Regions from separate parts of the Homo sapiens genome. Here region 2 is linked to region 1. Evidence: chromatin loops called from intact Hi-C (ENCODE). Cell type or tissue: gastrocnemius medialis. All regions are shown on one strand. Links, peaks and the distances in the headings refer to the core of each region. The heading gives the core; the rest is flanking DNA. Region 1 overlaps MACROH2A1 (macroH2A.1 histone). Region 2 overlaps PITX1-AS1 (PITX1 antisense RNA 1).

The links. A loop is a pair of places that touch in the nucleus more often than their neighbours do. Peaks named below come from ENCODE experiments on the same cell type or tissue, not always from the same donor. Only the 100,000 strongest peaks of a DNase experiment are listed, where the experiment ranks them.
Region 2: it touches region 1 in a loop (2.1-fold over the local background); 1 of 110 quality-filtered maps calls a loop at or near these places.

The regions. Positions count from the first base shown.
Region 1 is chr5:135,370,087-135,379,679 of GRCh38, reverse strand. It overlaps MACROH2A1 (macroH2A.1 histone), which reads left to right. Exons shown (of 9, transcript NM_138610.3): 3 at 9,538-9,593. Among named protein-coding and RNA genes, the nearest start is that of MACROH2A1, 24 kb to the left of the region's middle. In gastrocnemius medialis, for the core only: no CTCF peak of the experiment used is centred there; DNase peaks (open chromatin) are centred at 4,449 and 5,359; H3K27ac peaks cover 2,450 bases.
Region 2 is chr5:135,226,259-135,235,851 of GRCh38, reverse strand. All of the region lies in intron 3 of PITX1-AS1 (PITX1 antisense RNA 1), which reads right to left. Among named protein-coding and RNA genes, the nearest start is that of LINC02900, 17 kb to the left of the region's middle. RefSeq lists enhancers at 4,893-4,942, 4,953-5,112, 5,589-6,150, 7,855-8,355. In gastrocnemius medialis, for the core only: no CTCF peak of the experiment used is centred there; a DNase peak (open chromatin) is centred at 5,061; H3K27ac peaks cover 1,385 bases.

The sequences.
Region 1 (9,593 bases), core at 3,598-7,597:
TAAAATACCAGCAACCGATAGAACATATTTACAGTGTTTCTGCTTGCTTTCTCCTGCCTGAAGGCTTCTATGTCTAGTCAAGTCAACCCAGAGTAAAATCTGAAAGCAAAGAGCCACTCCTCAGAGCTATAAATAAACTCTAGCAAGAAGACAAACCCAAAGGGTATTAATCATTGTCAGCCTCCGTCTCTTCCCACCACCCTCTTCCAGTTCTGGTTGCCAAGAAGATGACATAAAACCTCTTTGGGTTTGCCAGGCTGCTCCACTCAGCCTAACTCTCTGACCCTGGATCCCTCCCTTTCTTCCTCCTCTTCCCACCCCACCTGCTTCCTTTTTAGGCAAGTGCATCTTCCATTTAGTGGCTAGAACATGTGGGTTCCCTGGCACCCAGTGCTGGGCTCTTTAAAGGCCGATAGTAGCGCCTGGTGCTGAGATACCCTCTCACGGGGTTGACATCACCCCATCTGCCTACAGGGGACACTCTGGGATTTTATAGAAGGCGCGTTCCCTGCAGAGCTGTGGGAGCCATGTGGAAACAAACCCAAGGCCTCTGGAAATGGCTAATGTGTTGGTTTCCCTTGCCATCGATATTCTGATTGATGCTCCTTGTGGTAACTAGTAGCTGAGGTAGTCTTTGGTTCACATTTATGTTGCCTCTATAAATCTGAGTATTGACTGCTAAAAGTCAATATCTGCTGTTCATTCAGAAAATGAGGGTACTTAACTTGAGTAGCATTGTTTTTCTTGCCCTTTCACTCCCACCCCAGGCCCTGGCAGTCTCTAGTTCATATTCTAACTGTGGCTTGTAATACTAGTTTTAGGGACTTCGGGGGAAGTGCTCTGAATTCTAGGTAAAGGTGGAACAGTTAAGTTCCAAAACATCTGCCGTATGTTGAACAGTTACTGTGTGCTAGGCACTGATTAAATGCTTTACATTTGGTAATTCATCGAATCCTCAAACCACCTAGCTTTCTTAGGAGTAAATTGAGGTTCAGAGTTTAAGTAACTTCTCCAAAATCACACAGCACAGAAACCTTAGCAGTCAGAGGAATTGGACCCCAGAGCACTTCATCCACTTGGCATTTCCTTTGTCTTGAAGCAGCCACCGTACACCTCAGGAAGACTGGTAAATGCCCGGTCCCCAAGGCTGGCTCGATGAAGACACAGCCTGAGGGGACAGACTCTGCAACAGTCATGGGTGATTGCCAGAGACATTCCTGTGGCCTCGTATGGGCAGGGAGGACAGGGGTCCTGCAAGATAGGCCTTGAAGGATAGGCAGCCCTGGACAGGGATGAGGAAAGTCTAGAGCGCACAGGCAGGAGGTGGGTGTGAGCACAGGAGGGGCGAAGTCCCCTGGAGTGACATGTGCTGGCCCGCCGGGAAGGGGCGGTCTGGTGCATGTTAGAGCTGCTGCTGTAGCAGTGGCAGAGCAAGCGAGGTACTGGGCAGAGAGCTGCCCTGAGGAGCCACAGCAGGCGTCGGAGAGGGCAGTGCCCAGTCAGGTATGGGGAGCTTGTGTCACTCAGTGGCACTGAGGAGGGCTGGAGAGTGGGAAGCTTTTTGGCCAATGTCCTTTCATTGTCCCCTTAGCGAAGAGGAGGTGGAATCCTAGGTGTTGGAGCTTAGGCAAATCCTTAGACAAGCAGTCCTCAGCATCGGGAATCCACACCGGCAGACAGCACAGAGGCCAGGCTGGTAAAGACCTCAGGAGCTATAGTGCCCTCTCAGGGGCCTCCCTTTCTATGACACACTCACACTGCTCTAAAAACAGCCATGAAAAAAGAACCTAGAAAGTCTTCGCATGCTCAGAACCATTTTTTGGGAGAAGCAGGATTAAGCAGGCTGGGACAGAGTGTCTGAGGGTAAGGGGGCTTGTGACCTGTGGTACCAAAGGCCAGCTGGGGCAGCCGATAGCAGAAGTGCCTGCAGCTTCTCATCTATCCAGTGTTATAATTATTTTCATTTTGAAAGGAAAATATGCAGAAGATAAATTCAAACAGCACAAAAGGGAGTAGAGCAAAACGTCTCCCTCTGACCAAGTCCCTGATTCTGCTCCCAGTGGGCGAAGCTGCTCCCCTGTCTTGATGAACATGTGTAGCCCGATTGCAGACGTCGCCTCCTCCCCCAACACAGTGCAGCCCACGAAACTCACTGTTCTGCTCCTCGCTCTTTCGCTTTGAGTCCATCTGGGAAACCGTACCATGACAGGGCTCCTTAAATGAGTTTCCTCTTTACATTATACTCTTCAAATCATTTCATTTCAGCAGACATCGCTGATTGTTCACCCCTTCCTGAGATGAATTAAGAACAAATGGCTGTGGTTTTCCCTATCAAAACAAACATACATATTAACCATTTCCTTGTAACTTAATTGAGAGTCCTTGACAGCAAGTGATTGGTGGGTCAGAGGTCCTGCCCAGCTGCCAGCCAGGCCTTGGAGTAGAACAGGTTTCTCAGGGCCTCCCCAGGCACCTTCTCCTTCCCAGGGCCTTGACTTCTACTGCCTGAGCCACTGGCTCTGCACGCTCTGCTGTGGTCAGACAAAAGCCCCAGACCTCATTCCAAGGTAGAGATGCCTGTGGGGGCGCCCTGGGTGCTGTGTTCCATCAAGGCAGGTCTGGCAGCACCGAGGTTAATCGAGTTCAAGTGCATTTTTCAAACATATGTTAACTGTTAAGCATAACAGCAAAGAGTAAACTATTGGCAGAGGAAACACCAGGTTTTCTGTTGCTTTTTTCCTCCTTTTGGCACAAATCCATCCATCGAAATCATCCAGTTATAGATAGAGGAAATCGAGGCAAAGGAAGTGCAGTTTTCTCCTGGTAATCAAGCTTGTCGCACTTTTTTAACAGTGCAGTTGTAGCCTCAACAGTAGTAGCTTGAATTTACTGAGTATACTAAGCATTTTACTTGGTAACTCATTAATCTCATAAGCCTAGAGGTAACCTCAGGTATCACTCCCCCTGTACAGAATAGGAAACTGAGGCTTAGATGCACTTGGCCACATCTTACAGATAATTACAGGAGCTGGGATCCAAACCCCGACGGTCTGTCAGCAGACCCCGGGCTCTCACCACAGTGCCATTTGCGATTGCTGCCCTCCCCTGCAGACAGAGCGGGCAGCTGAAACAGCACCAGAGGTGAGGAAGGCAGAGGAAAACTTCCTGACAAGGAAGATATTCGGGCACTGAGTTGGGTTGGTGGGTTAGATTAAGGTAATGTTTGCTAAGAATCATAGCTCCCCTGTGTTATTATGTATAATGTAAACTTATTTATTTTTTACTTTGAAATAGGGCTGAAAGTTCCAGTCAGTGGAACTTACTTTACAGATTCCCAAATTAAGCTGCATTTCCATCTTATTGGGAGACTTTGTGGGAAGGCAGAAGACTGGACCAAATGCTGTCTCTGAGACCCCTGGCTCCTCCTGGACTTTTCGGAGGAGTCTGCAGTGGGCTTAACAACAGTAGAGGAGTTTGTGTCAGGCTTGGAACCATCTTTGGAATACTACTTTCAATCACTGCTGTAGGTTTTATTTTCTCTATGGAATTCTGGTTCCTTTGAGGCCCCTGGGACAAGCAGATGGAGAGCTTTGCTGTGGCCCAGAGCTCCCAGCTGATGGCTGGGCAAGCTTCAGACCCTGCCACTCAACCTCCTGAAAAGGTGGGATGGGGGCAATGGATTCTGGGATGCGGCTGCAAACACTCAGAGCCACCAAGGGAATTGGAGGAGGTTGTGGTGTGGTCAGAATGCAGGAAGCTCTTAGCAGTCACCTTCCGATTGGGGTTGATTGGGTTAAGGCCTTCTGGGATGGTGTAAAACAGTTCTGAACTCAAAGGACTGCTGATGGAAGGATGATGAATCGAAAGAAATACAATAAACAGATTCCTTGTCATGTTGTTGGCCTTGTAGCAAACATGTTTTCTCCTTGGGATTACGTGAACATTTGCTTTTCTTTGATTTCTGGTTGTTATTTTCAGTATTTCTTTTGTTAAATGAGCTCTGTTTTACAGAGCTTCAGACAGCTCCGTTAAAGCCCCTGACTCTTTCCTATTGCAAGGGTTGTGTTTAGAGTTTGGCTCAGCCTCAACACATCACCTGTTAGCTGTTAGGAGTCTAATTCTGCAAACCATGACTTCATCTTGCTGAAGGAAGATAGACAAAATGCTTCAATACAACAGATATGTTTTAGTTCAAGACATTTGGAAAAAAGAAAAAGGACCCTAAGCCTTTCGTCTCTGGGTGGACTTGCAAAGTAGACCTGTCAAAGGTATTCATGTTCAGACGGCTGGTCTGTAGTCAAAAAGGCTGCCAAACCATGCTGTTATCCAAGGATGTGGGAATTTTGTCAAGCGGCCTTAAAACAGTCATGTTCAATGAAGCTGGGGAACGTTTGGCCCAGGATGTCCCTGCAGGGCTTGCAGCTCTGAGGAGAGGGAATATGGTTGCATCATCTAGGCCACTACAGATGATGGTGCCAGCCACTCACTAGTTGCCAGAGACTGGCCCTGGCCAGGAGTGAGAACCAGAGGCTTATGTGTTTTGAAAAACAAAAATCTTAGAAGAGTTAATGAGCTGGCCAGTTTGCTCACCATTCAACTTGTTCCCTTTGCACCATTTATAATTGGGAACTTTACCACACTTACAGTCCTCTTCAGAGCAGACCCTAAGCGCCTTGGGCCCCAAATCAGTCTAGTATTGGTCATTGGTAACAAAACTTAGACTGTCACCGACTGAGAATACTTGGCTTGATGGGGTGGAGAACCTGGTAAGGGGTTCTGTTTCTTCTCCTAATTGTTCTTTTCCGTTTCTTCCTGTGGTTTCTTATGGATTCCATTTATTTTGGTTACAGCCTCCAGGCTGTGGCTCCTGAAAATTTCCTTCAAGAGAGAATCCAAGGGCTGAGCTCTGGAAACTCTGGAGAAAAGGATTTTTGTGTCCATAGATCTGGTGTTTTCCTGGTTATCTTTCTCAGAATCGCTTTTCTTTTAGACCAGCCACAGACAAAACAGAGACTCACAAAACCTTCCAAAACATGAAATGAATTGAGTGCAAGAACCCACCCTCCCCCTTGTAGGAAGGCATCGGCTCCATTCACTTTGAGGCAGAGGCTTAAGTTGGCTCTGTTCTAGCCTAGGAGAAAGCCCTCCTTGCTGGTGGGAATGTGAGGGCCATCCCAGTGTGCATGGGGGGCAGGCAGGCATTGCTGTACAGCCCTGAGCCTGGGGCCTCCATGACTTTGCCCTCCATATTATTGCAAAGCAGAGGATCACTTACAGGGAAGAAAACTACATCAGGACATCTCCTTTGGTGACGTGTGCCCTGTCCCAATTCCTCAGCAGTCAGTCACCCTCTCCGCTCCCCCCTGAATAGGAACATGCCCTGGAGAGCAGATGGGAACCGTTCCATCTTGTTGAGTTGCTGGCATTTTGCACCTCTGCTGTCTCTGCAGCAGGCAACTCTTTCTTAGCCAGGAAAGCCCTTTACGATGGCTTTTTCTAAACCTGGACTAAGGATGAGAGGGTGAGTATTACTGATGGTTGGCAGGGGATGAGTGTGTATTCTGGGTTACTGCTTTTGTTAAGTCGGGCACCCTCCATTTTCCCTGGCCATGGTGAAATGCCCCGGCCCTCTGCTGCTGCAGCACAGGAGAGGGGTGGGACACTGAATATACTTCTCATAAAAGGTGTGTTTCTGAGGTGCTCTGTCTTGTGTGTCCCTTAACGATGGGGTTACTATGGTAACTATCCATCTGAAAAAAATGCAAGAGTAAACAGAAGATAAAGCTCTTGCTTAACTAGCTGGAAGGTGGATCTGTGCCCCTCTTTGTTATCCCTACTTGACACAGCTCCCTCCTCCCTACCCACAGGGCTGAGGGCCCACCCTATGGTGGTAGGAGTATGGAGAGGCAGTAATTTTGGCTTGTGCAGATAAAAGATGAGCTGGGGTTTTGCAAAAAGGAAGAGTCTTGGATTCTGGGGCTCCTTGGTAAAGAAGGCAACAGAATGACATCCCTGCCCAGCTCTTTCTAAGGAGCTGAGATGCTCCTCCTTCTGCCCCTCCTTATCCACCTTGCTACTCACTGTCACTTACAGGTTGGTCCAGTGTGGCATCCCTGATTCCCAGTTGAATAGCAAAACATAAGCATGGTCCTTCAAGTTTCTCTAATGGAGAAACTGAGGCTACTGAACTTTTCAGTCACAAAGTAAGAGCATAAAGGGGTAAAGCTTGCGAAGCCAGGGATAATGTCCTCTAGCTCCTGGAGAATCCATTTTCAGGTTTCTCAACCCGATGTGCTTACTTCTGGGCTACTCTGTTGCTTTCTGTTCTTTACATACTACCTGCCCTCACCCAAGTCAGGGGCCCAACCACACTCTTCAGGTCTTTTTATCCATCATTCTCATTTTTCCTGCACAAAAAAAAAGTGAAGGCAGCACTGCAGAAAATATAGACCACATCCCTCCCCTCCTCCCCGACCACCAACGGCCACTGAGCCTTCTCTCAGGGAGGGCCTTCCTCCAACGTTTTGGGCAGGAAGAGGAAACAGGCCACCTCCACTTTCCTGAGAAACTGTACCTTCAAACGATTTTCTTGCCAAAGGGTTGGGCTTAGGACTTAGCAAAACAGGTCACCACTGTGGGCATTCTCCTTCTGCCTCCCTTCCTCTCTGTTAATGAGGGGGCAGATAAAGCATTCTTGGCACATTATGGTCAGAAGATTGTAATCCATCAGCCTCCTCCTGTATATTCTGGCTCTGCAGATACCGATGGCCCAAAACTTCGTTGTGGCCTCCAAAAGGGGAAGGTTGTGGAAGGGAGGGGAAGCCAGCAAAGTGGGCTACAGCTCAGTGGTGCTTGATATGCCTCTCAGGCCTTCCTGCCGTGAGGATTCTGCCCAGCACCCATCGTGGCTGACTCTCCTTCATGTTCCATTGCTCCCAGGCTCTGTGTTCTTGTTGGGCTTAGACTCTTGGTTTGGCATCCTCTTGGGCCGTGGGCAGGACAGTGGCATTACGGATGTGCTCTCCCGCCCATGAACACAGGAGAATGAAGGCCAAGCTGGGCTGGCCAGGCAGGCGCTTCTGCATTCACAGTACCCAGGGCCCAAGGTCACATAGGCATCACAGGCACCTTTTTGGCTTGGCCAAGGTGGGCCCATCACTGCTGGGCATTGGGACACTACCACGATCAATGATAGGGAAGCTTCAGTGAAAATGCTGGGTGGCCATCTCCCTCCTCCACTGGTAAACTAAACTGTGCTGACACTGGTACAGGGAAGGGAATAGCGTTGTGGAGACTGATGGGTGAAAGTGGGAAATGTGAGCCCCTCCACCAGATTCCATGTAAGCACTGGCTATCTTGCCTTCCACCCTGCCTTAGTTTTGTGGCTCTCACATGTATAAAGCCCAGGTAAGGGACCCTGTGGCATTCTTTATCACTCTCTGTATCACTGGCATGTGTAGCCCTGCAGGCCTGGGAACACTGAGAAGACAGGGGCCTCCTGGTGCCTTGGGTCCCTCCTGCCAAGCACAGAGTTGTGTGTCATCAGTATGGTGATTACTGAGCAAAGGAATTCCTGCCTTGGATTTAGGGGGAAACCTGCTATTTCAAGTGTGTCTGATCTCCTCCCGCCCCTGCCCCCAAAGCTAATATGAGAGTTTCCTTGAGTAGCCAAGCAATTTTTCAGCTTTACACACATACAGCAGGTTATTTGCATTGGGTGGAGCTGTTAGTACCTCTTAAAAATGCATGCCCTGTGTCATACCGTAAATTTTTAACACACGATTTTTATGCAGCTAGAATTTTCTTCCTAGTTATTTCATAATGATTCTGAGTGCTGGTGTTGCTGGAGAAATCTAGTGTTTACAACATAACTAAATATTAGAAATTCTTTAGTACTGGGAGGAGGTCAGATTTGAGTTGGGCCCAGAAGGGTAGCCTAGAATGACATCCCAGTGTGGGCAGAATTGCAGAAGTGGAGAATATAAGATCCATTCTGGGTCTATCCGTATGCCTCACTAAGAAAACAAGGAGACAGTGATGAGGTTGACAGGTTACCAAGAGAACTGTAATGCCAAGGAGAAAACCAGGTTTTGCCAAAGGGTACTTCCTAGTTCCCACCATCTTTGGTGCTGTGGAAAACCTGTCTTGTCTTGTGAGACTGTGCCCAGATGGCAGGTAAATCAGCTCTTAACTTAGTACTAACTATGGGTTATGCTCATAGCCCTTCTAGTTTTTATTTTCTTGCATACATTTTATTTTGAAAAATTTCAAACATACAGAATGTCAAGAATACACTGATTTCATCACCTTACATATTTGTTTCCTTGTGTTAAGAACTTTTAAAATCTATTATTTTAGCAATTTTTAAATATACATGATTGTTAACTATAGTTACTATTCTGCACAATAGATCATTAAAACTTCTTCTAACTGAAACTTTATGTCCTTTGACCAACATTCGCCCCGACCCCACCCCCAGTCCCTGATTCCACATAGAAATGAATTCATGCTATATTTGTCCTTCTGTGCCTGGCTTATTTCACTTAGCATAATGTCCTCCAGGTTTATCCATGTTGTTGCAAATGACAGAATTTCCTTGAAAGAGGAATGTTCTTATAATCATATACCTAGATTTAACAACTGTTAACATTTTGCCATATTTGCTTTATTCCTTAGAGCTTTTTCAGAATGGAGGGCAAGTTGTAGGCATCAAGATGCTTCACCCCTAAATACATCAGCATGTATCTCCTAAGAACAAGGATGCTCCCTACAGAATGGCAATACCATTATTACACTTAAGAAAATAATCCCGTGTGTCTGATACCCAGTCCACATTCAGAGCTCTTCAGTTGTCTCCAAAATGACTTTCCTAGCTTTTATTAAAAGAATCAGAATTTCATCAAGGAGTGACACATTATATTTGGCTTTTACATCTTTTTCACCTTTTGAATCTACAACAACCTCCCCCCACACACACACACTTTAAAAAATGTATTTGTGATGTTGACTTTGTAAAGAATCCAGTCACATCCTTCCAGTTTTGCATCCAGATGTGCAGGCATTCAGCATTGATGTAATCAACAAAGATTTAACAGGCCTCCTCAATAGCAAGCCATCCTGTCCTTGAAACTCTAAGCAGGCATGGTATACTCTCAGGGACCACACTGAGGACTTTGGGTTTGGCCCTGGTGACATCTGCAGTGCTAACTGCAAGCACCCTTTCTGGGAAATGAGAGCTGGAACTGGGTTCAGATCTCAGCCCTCCCACTCACTCACTCAGTGATCTTCAGCTGGTCCCTTCTCCCTCAGCTTCAGTTCCTTCATCTCCCAAACAAGGGCATTGGACCTGGGGCTTCCTAGGTCCCACTCAGCTTTGCCATTCAGCACCTCTGTGACTCTGCCCACAGCTTTTCACCTCAGGGTAGCTGCTTCCTGAAGCAGCTGCCTCTGCCCATTCCTGGCACTGTGAATGTGGGGACCGGGGCGGGGACACATGGTCCTCTAACATGACCATACACTCATCTCTGCTCCCCACAGCGGAGATTCTGGAGCTGGCTGGCAATGCAGCGAGAGACAACAAGAAGGGACGGGTC
Region 2 (9,593 bases), core at 3,187-7,186, 140 kb after region 1:
CTGTGTTTTAACAAGCCCTCTAGGTGATTCTGCTCAAGGTTGAGAACCACCGCTCTATGCGCCCATGTTGTGGGGGGAACAGGCTGCAGGTGGGGGGAGGGGTGCCCCCCGGCTCCTCCCTCTGCCCTCCCTCAGCCAAGGTGCTATGCCGACCTGTCAGCTCACAAGCCTGAGGGAAGCCTTCTGCCCCCCAGGCTTCTCCTCTGTCTGGATCTGGGGTCCTCCTAGGCCCCCACACTAGGCTAGCTACCCCACCTCTTGCTGCAGGCTCCCAAACCCCCATGTGCTGACGAATATAAAATCTTCATTCTCAGCATAATTGAAACATACAACATGCACTGATCACATGCCCGTCTCAGGGGTCTTTGCACTTCCTGCTTCCTAAGCTAAAACCCGCTTCCCCAACTGGTGTGCTCCACTCCCTTGCCTCACACAGGTCTCTGAGTAAATGTCACCTCTTCAGACAGGCCCACCCAGACCACCTCGCCTAAGGGGAATGCCTCTTTTGCTCCATCTTCTTACCCAGCTAACTTTTCCTTCATCTCCACCGAATATTTTGTTGTATATCTACTAATTTGTTTGTGGGGTTTTGGTTTGTTCAGGGTTCTTTTTGTTTTGGGGGCTATTTCCGCCTCTAGGTGGTAGACTCTACGAGGGCAGAGCTTTCTTCATCTTTACTCACTGCTGCATCCTCCCTGCCTAGAACATGCCTGTCACGGAGCAGGAGCTCAGGCAATATATCCCGGGTAAATGAATGGATATGTATATAGAAACAAAAATTAGTGCAATCCACTCCTTGTATTTATCACCCTTGAACACATAAAAGCCAAAGCAAATTTGGAAATAAAATACAAACAAAACTACCAATAAAATTAGATGATGTGTTTTGCTAAAGTTAAATTGCCAAGAATGGGTTTAATAGTAGAAAGATGTGGCCTCGGGCCAGTTCTGTTTCTGTATTTCAATTTAATTAATACCAACGCAGAGAGTGACTGCCTGCAAACAGATGTATGCAAACAGACAAAGTAGCATTAATAACTTTAAGGCTTTGTTTGTAAGTTCGGGTTAACCAGCCTTGATACAACACCAGAACCCTGCACACAACCCTGAGGCATCAGTTTTAATGAGGGATTACCTGATAACTCTATAAAGCTGTCCTGTTCACTTGAAGCCACATTAGCCCATGGTGCTACTAAAATCTGCCTTAAATAGACATTTAGTTCATTTCTTCCTAATTCTAATCCCAGCAATCTCTTCCTCACATAGTTCCCAGCACATTTACTGCCAATGAACTCCAGCAAGTTGCCACATGGCAAGCCAGAATCTGTTTGCCATATGAACGTGACCCTGGTCACCAGCTAATGGGTGCCTGGCCTCCGTCCTGCCCACTGGCATGAGCTTTGTTCCACCTTCACTTTACCTAAACAAATGCAAGCAAACTGAACTTCCTTTGTACCGTGGACCTCAGCAGTGTTCGGCCTTCCCTCGGTGCAAACGCGAGCAATCGAACAAACACCGTTACGAAGACATGTAAAGGGTCTCTTCAGTGGTGCCGTAAATCCAAGTTACGAGGTGAGTACTCAGATAATCTTGATGAGATTGTATGAATTTTAACAGATTTTTATCAAAATGAAAACACAGACTTTTGAGAATTGAAAAACAGGGCTCCAAGCCACTGATGTCTTCACCTATTCCAGGGCCTGGACACTTGTCACCAGGTCCCTCTGAGCAGTGCAGCAAAGCACTGACGTGCCAAATTCCAGCACACAGACCAGGCACAATCTTACTATCCGAAAATGCAATTGGTAAGCCACCACAAACTGTTCAAGTTCCGACCACAGCTGTGCCCCACAGAGCTGTGAATCGTCTCACTGGATTCACACATGTTGAAAATGGTTCTACAATTCTGGCATCTGCCAGAGCTTTCCAGGGATGAAGGCATAATGGGTGCCAAAGGTTTAATTAAAAATTTATGGAAGAAAAACTTACGCTTGAGAACATTACATCCACTCTCTTCAGTTTGAGTTTTATTTCCCCTGCCAGTGTGGACAAGAGTGCCATGATTCTGTTTCATGACAACTTCTAAGTCCCGAGCCTCGCACCTGGAGGGATGCCGGCAGAGGTCATGCTCTGAAATGGGGCCAGCCTCGGCATCCTGCCCAAATGTTTATCCGGAAGTGGCACCTGTCCTGGTGGGGGGGGGGATGGTGCCAAGATCAGCTGCCCTGGAGGCAGATGCCAGGTTCAGTTGACCAAAGGGTCATCTTGTCCAATCTCCTGCCAGCCAGCAGGTCCTCAGCAAAACCATGGGATTTGGTGGATTCTCCTAAGACTCAGCTCCCCAGTCTTAAGCAAAACCAACTCTCCTTCTCCCATCTTCCATCTCCCCAGCTTCTGAGGACAGTGCAGGAACTATCCAGGGAGGAGACAACTCTCCCCAGCCTTTTCTTTCTCAGTAGGAGAGAGTTTTTCACTCAGCAGGAAGAGTTCTTACAGAATCTAGAAAAAAACAGCTCATGCTGCTCTCCATGTGGCCTGAGGACTAGCCCTTACCCTCCTGTGGCTCACTCTCTCCCACATGCCAGGCACAGCCTCTGTCCTGGCACACACCCTCCGTTCTCCAAGAGGAGGAGGGAGTGCCCTGTGTGTCCAGAAAGCATTGCTCTGTGTCAGTCATCTGTATCCACCACCCAAATCAGGGGCGAAGCCAGGAACTCACGAAGACAAAGGCCTGGCAGCCCAAGCAAGCTGTGGGCAGGCGGCAGGCCAGCCGGGACCCAGCAGCAACAGAGAACGGACCCTGGGCTGGCACAGCAGCCAGCAGCAGCAGCCCTCACCTCCCAGGGACGGAGCCGCCCTGCCAAGGGCCCCAAGGCCTGGCTCCATGCCCACCTGCCCCTCACCTGCCCTCAGGGAAGCTTCCGTGCTCTTCCATGTTGCCAGTGGCCCTCAGGATGCCTCCCAGCAGGACCCTAGTTTCAGCTCAAGAACCCCAGAAAGGAGTCTGGGGTCTCAAGAAGAGGGGTTTAGCCGAGCTCCCCTACAACCTAGTCCAGCCTTTTTTTTTTTTTTTTTTTTTTTTTTTTTTTTTTTTTTTTGAGACAGGGTCTTGCTGTTATGCAGGCTGGAGTGCAGCGGCACAATCACAGCTTACTGCAGCCTCAGCCTCCTGGGATAAAGTGATCCTCCCACCTCAGCCTCCTGAGTAGCTGGGACGACAGCTGCATGCTACCATGTCCAGCTAATTTTTTGTAGAGAAGGGGGTCTCTCTGTGTTGCCCAGGCTGGTCTTGAACTCCTGGGCTCAAGCCACCTGCCCACCTCAGCCTCCAGAAGTGCTGGGATTACTGGCGTGAGCCACTGTGCCTGGCCCTAGCCCCGCCTTTTTTTTCTTGAGGCAGAGTCTCGCTCTGTTGTCCAGGCTGGAGTGCAGTGGCACAATCTTGGCTCACTGCAACTTCTGCCTCCCGGGTTCAAGCTATTCTCATGCCTCAGCCTCCTGAGTGGCTGGGACTGCAGGCACGTGCCACCATGCCTGGCTAATTTTTGTATTTTTAGTAGAGACAGGGTTTCACCATGTTGGCCAGGCTGGTCTCAAACTCCTCCTAGCCCCTCTCTTGATGGAAGAGAACCCAGGGCTCCTCCCAGAAACACATTTTGGTTAACTGCTACCTTCTTTTCGTATCTCCTCACTAAAAAGCCTTTCTCTGAGAACCCTTCCTGACAATCATTAAAGGAGGGGGGACATAGAAGTGGCAAGTGCATGCAGTCTGGTCAGGTTGCCCACCTCACAGCAAATCTCCCCCTCTGTCTCCCCAAGCCAGGAGACTGGGCGGGATGGGTGGGGCAAATCTGACTTGGACCCCTCGGTAACCAGTGGGTAAAAAGGGCAGGCTGGTTCCTGCTCACTGAAGTCATGGCACAGTAAGGTGAAGGTGCCCCGAGGGTGGGGAAGGGCCCTGGCAGTCACCCACCTTGACCCAATGGGGCCACAGAAAAGTTGTGAAGAGGCCTTGGAAAAGACTGTGTGGAGGAAGACTTGAAAGGCTGGGTATTGGCTTGGACCCTTGAGAGGAATCATCAGCTAGTCTGTGAATCAGGGGCCTGCTCTGCCTGCAGTTCCTAAGTACCTGCTGGAACTGGGAGCTGTGTTAAGGCTTCTACAGACATTCAACCTTCCCAATGGTCCTAGGAAGTATATGATATTATTCCCAATTAGCAGATGAGATGACTGAGACCCAGCCTGAGGGGCCCATGGTGCCATTCCACAGGTGTTCTTCACTGCCACTCCACGCTCCTGAGCCACACCCTCCTGCAGTGGGGAAGCAGCTCCTCCCTCTGACCCTGGAGGCCCAGGGAGAGAGACTGACCAACCCTGACTCTGCCCTCTGTGGCCAGTCCTCAGCCAGCCCTCTTCCATGCTGTGTTAGTAACTGCATGGCCCCACCCTGCCTGGCCTACGCTGGCCTCTAGCTCCACTCACATGCCCTGTGCACTCCCTCTCCACCTTCCTGGAGCACATCTCTGGCACCAGCACTCACCTACTCCAAAACCTTCAATGGCCCCTGATTTTCAGACTCAAGTGTGGGCAAGCCAGTCGCTGAAGGCCTTGCGTGATTAGGTAATGACTTGTCCTTTCTAGAGGTCTTTTATGGGACTTTCTCCTGTGGGGATACCATCTCCCACTCCAATGGGACTACCCATTGGCACACTATCCTGGATCCTTGCTTTGCCTGAGATTTACCTTCTGCCTGAAACACCCCTCCATGCCCCAAAGACTTCAAATGTGTGCAAACCCAAGGCTGCTGCTTGGAGCTGGTGAGCATGCAGAACTGTGAAGAGAGCTTATCAGCTGGGGCAGGGGCAACATGATGTGGGAGAAGACTCAATGCGTACACGAGCAGGCCACTGGCCTGAAGAGGGAATTGTGGGCACTCTCTGCTCCACACTGGGGTGCTCCCAGAGGGCTCTGCACACGCTGCCCCTGCCCTGGCCCCTTGGCTCGCCATCTTGGCCTCCCTTAGCAACAGCAATGCTGAGTCATCCCTCTCCCATGGGCACGCAGCCCTCTCAGTTCTGTACAAAGCACAGCCGCAGCCACACAGCTCTTATGCAACTTGGCCCTTCTCTGTAAGGGTGTTGGAGGGTGCTGCTGGAGTGGGCTCAGGGCTTTCTCTCAAGCCCCATCTAGGGCACGTCTCCACACTCATGCCCTGCACTTGGAGGCTGGATGCTAGGCGCACCTGGGCATTGGATGGGTCTCTGCCAACCCTGAAGCAGGCATCTGGATGCAGGGATTCCTGAGGAGGGCGGTCCGAGGCAGCACTAGTTCAGTTGAGGCCTCTGCTGACAGCAAGCGGGCCTGTCAGCAGGGCTGGGTGCCTTCTCCTGACCACATACCTTTATCTGCCCCATGCCCCTGTGCTTCCCAAAGCTACCGAGAATCCAGAGGCTGAGCCTCAAGGCGCTGGGCTAGGGGACTGGAGCCTGAGTTCCTGCTCTGCCAGTCTGCTCGGAGCCAGTGTGACTTTGGGAAAGTCCCTGTTCCTCTCTGGCCTCAGTTTCTACATGCATAAAATAGAAGCTGAGACTAGACTGGTGGTTTCCCAGCTTTGTTCCTGGAAGCCCTGGAGTTCTGAGGAAGGATCTCAGGGACCCCTTCACAGGCATGTTGCTAAACCCAAACCCTTCTGCAGCCACACCTGGGGCCTGGAGGCCTATCAAAGCTGAGACCTCTGGTGCCTGGTGCATAACCCTGGGCAAGTGTTTCCCTTCACAAGACTGAACTCTGGCCTCACCCTTTCTTTCCACTAACATACAGGCTTCCACGAAGCCACAGAATGGGGACCTGGCCTAGAGGTCAGCGGGCCTCCATCCTGGGCAAGGCAGAGCAGGGCAGGATGAGGGAGGAAGGGCCAGGCAAGAATGATAGCAGGATCTCGGCAGGAAAACAAGTCCAGAGTCCATGCCCCATAAATCAACGAAGTGAACTAGTTACAAAGTTGCAAGAGCTACAAAGACAAGCAGGGAGCAGTGAGGCAAACAGAGATGAGCAACACCAGAGCCCTCTGGAGGAACAGCAGCAGGAAGAGGTGCTTCCAGAGCCCAGAAACCAGGGCCACCCAGGAGGAACTAAGGTCACCTAAGGGCCTCCTCAATCTGGGAGAGCTGAGGCCACAGAAAGAGGCTGATGAATGATGGCTAGAGACACAGAGAAGACACAACTGCTGCAGAGACACCACCAAAGCCAGAGCTTGGAGGAGACATACCCTTTCCTCTCTCTTCCGCCTGCCCTCCCATCTGTCAGTGCCTCTCATTGGCCAAACTTGGCCAGAGTCAGTTTTCAAGGAAGCCTGGGACCTGTGGTTTGCAAGGCCAGCCCTTGGGATACAGAGCCAAGCAGGGGAAGGGCAAGAATGGATCTGAGAGCGAAGAGGCAAATGGCAGCCATGAAGCCACTCTCAGACCCCCAGAGATCCCTGCCCTTCCAGGTCCTGCCCATACGCCAACATCCAGCTAAAACCATCTTCCCCCAGGAAGCCTGGGTTGCTGGTTCTGGGCCAGCCTGGATCTCTGCCTGGCCACACTCTGGCCTTGGTGCCCCCTTATCCATACAGGATCAGGGCAGGAGGCTCCCACTGCATGCTCTCCAGTCCCATAGATGTCCCTGAAGCTCAGCAGGCCTCTGTCACAGCTGAGCACAAAGGCTGATGAGCCTTTTATCCTCAATTCCCCAGCTGGGTTTCTTTCCAAGAAAATTTATTTTTTCCCAAATGAATATTCCCAGGTCATTTCTTGGGAAATGTATGTCATTGTCATTGGTTTTAAATAACTGGACTGGATGGATGCACAAAAGGAAGCCAAGCACTCCCCTGTAAAATTGCTCTAGGGCCAACCTGACCTTAGAGGGGAAAGGAGGAGGGAGTGCTGCACTGCCTCTGAGAAGACTCACTGAGAAATGCATGTTTAGAGCAAGAGATTCCTGAGGTCCTGGACAGAGGGAAAGATTTTCACTTCACTGAATATGATGGGATCTGGCCCGTCTCTTCCAAGGACCCTTCCCACCCCTGCCTGGCCCCAAGCCCTACTGCTCCCAAGAGTCAGCAGTGGCCTTCTAATTGGCCATGTTCTCCATCCCCTTTTCCCAAGACTCGATAACCCTGAGAGTTGCATTTTCAAACAAAGGCTTGACAATGTCAACTCTCCTCCTATTACCTCTCTGCTGTTTCCCAAATAAACTGCAAGCACCAGAATCTGAGAGATGAGGCCAGTGGAGTGCCAAAGCCAGCTCCTGCTAGCTCACAAGAACCTAGTATTCAGTGACATCAAACTGATAACTTGAAATCAGCCATGGTGGGAATATTTACACCATGGAAATTGGCAAATGCCTCACATCAGAGACTTTTCTACTTTTTTTCCTGAAGAGCAGCTGGTTGTTAAATGCTTACCAACACACCACTAAATGAGGTCTTTGATGTTCTGGGCACATATCACCCTAGCCCCCTCCACCACCACCAATCCCAGTCTCAAGTCCCGTTATCCTCTCTCCCACCCTCTCCCTCCCAGCTGTTCAGCCAACACACCAGGTCTTCCCAAGCCTCCTTGGGAAGCTCATGCTTCCCCCCTGCTGCCAGAGGGGAGAGAACATGAGGGTGCTTCCATCCTGGGTTCAGATCTATCTGTGGAACATTGGGCAAGTTGCTTGCTCTGTTCTCTCACCTATAACAGGCAGACAGCAACACAGGCCTTCATGAACATGAAATAGAAGCATAGCTGTTGCAAGTTCAGCACAGTGCTTTCCAAGGATGGGATCAGACAATGACAGCCCCTTCTCTACTAGCAAAAATTCTTTCATGCCTCAAGGTTCAGCCTGAATTCCACCTCCTTTGTGAAGCCAGATCTGTGAACCCAGCAGAAATGTCCTATTCCCTCCTGGCAGCCTATCCCTGGTGACTGTAGCTCTGTGACATGAGACCAGAGTCCCTTGTGAGAGCAGAGCAGACAGCTGGCAGGTGAGGGGCAGGGGTGAAGAGAGGGGGACAGGATTTACATGCAGCTTCATGAGAAGCAGGATTACAGGGCTGACAAAGCTACCAGGACCACTCATGCCCTTACCCATGGACTAGACAGACAAGAAAATAACAGAAAAAACTCCTTCCTAGGATAGAGACGCTCCCTCCTTCTGGCCTCACGCACCTGCAGGCACCTTCCTGACAGTGGCAGGAGGGAGATACAGCATGTGGGACATGTGGCCTTATGTGAACTCGGCATGAATCAGCCTCACAAAGCTCACCTCCAACCACCAGCCCACTTGCAAAGGTAAGGGAAACGTCCAGAATGTGAACCCCCATCAGCCCAGCCCAGATGCCACTGGCTGGCCAGGCCGCAGGAGCTCTGCTGTCTTTGGGATGAGAAATGCCACTCTCACTGCTTGGCTCCTGCCAGCCCTGGGCAGCTGAAGAGGGACAAGGCTGGGAGGGACTAATGTCATTTCTACCTCTTAGGAGGGCTGGACTGCAGCAGAACCCAGCGTGGTCAAGGGGGCACCTCCACCTTCCTGTGAAGAGCTCAGCAGATCCCCAGCAACTGGCAGATGTTATTATTCACAACTTACTTGCTGTGTAGCCTTCAGCAAGTTGGCTGACCTCCTTGGGCCTCAGTTTCCTCCTCTGTAAAATGGGGGAAAAAACAGTACCTTTTCCTAAGAAGTTATGAAATAAGTGATTAAGTACTTCAAGCTGTGTCTGACACACAAGTGCCTAATAGGTATTAGCTGTTATTATTTATTGCCCCCTTTTTACACAGGAAGAAAGTGGACTTTAAAAGGGAACTTGGGTAGACATAATTTGGAGTTTTTGTCCCAAGTCTCTGCAGGATCAAATCTCTAAAGGAAATGCTGTGGGTGAGCCTAAGCCTGGAGCCTCCCAAAGAGAAAAGCCTGTGTCTCTTCTGTCTCCAGCAAGGACAGTAGAACAGGGGTTCCTGAAGGTCTGCTTGGAGCCCAGCACTGCGTCTTCTATCACAGGGATCCTTGTTGCTATCAAGGGCCAGCATGGCCCTGCTCAGATTCCACTTGTAAAGTGTAAACTACAGAATCTCAGGTTTACAAGAAACTCTAATGACCATCCAGGTCCACAGCTGCTCACAGAGGCCCTTAAAACCTCCACCAGGACATTGCTTGAATACCTCCAGGGATGGGGAACTCAGTACCTACAGAGGCCTCACATTCCACTCCAGATGCACCTGAAGAGAGGGGAAGGGGAAATAAGTGAAGGGGTCAGGGAGGCTGGTACAAAGGCCGATTTTGCCAGTTTCTCAGTTGAGCCTAAGACAGGGCCAGACTCCAGCCACCCAGCTGCCACTACTGCTCCTGCCCAAGAACTCCGGTTCTCTAGAAAACTGAGAGCCCCTCTGGGAGGCCAGGCTTGGCAGGAAGATGTGGAAGCAGGCTGAGCCACAAACGAACTGGTTCCATACCATTAGGCAACAGGAAAGAAAAAGGGTGGCCCGCCCCGGGCCGGGCGCAGCAGCAGCGGCAGTCATGGAGATCAAAACACCCAGATAATGAGCCGAATTCTTCTCCCAGAGACACCA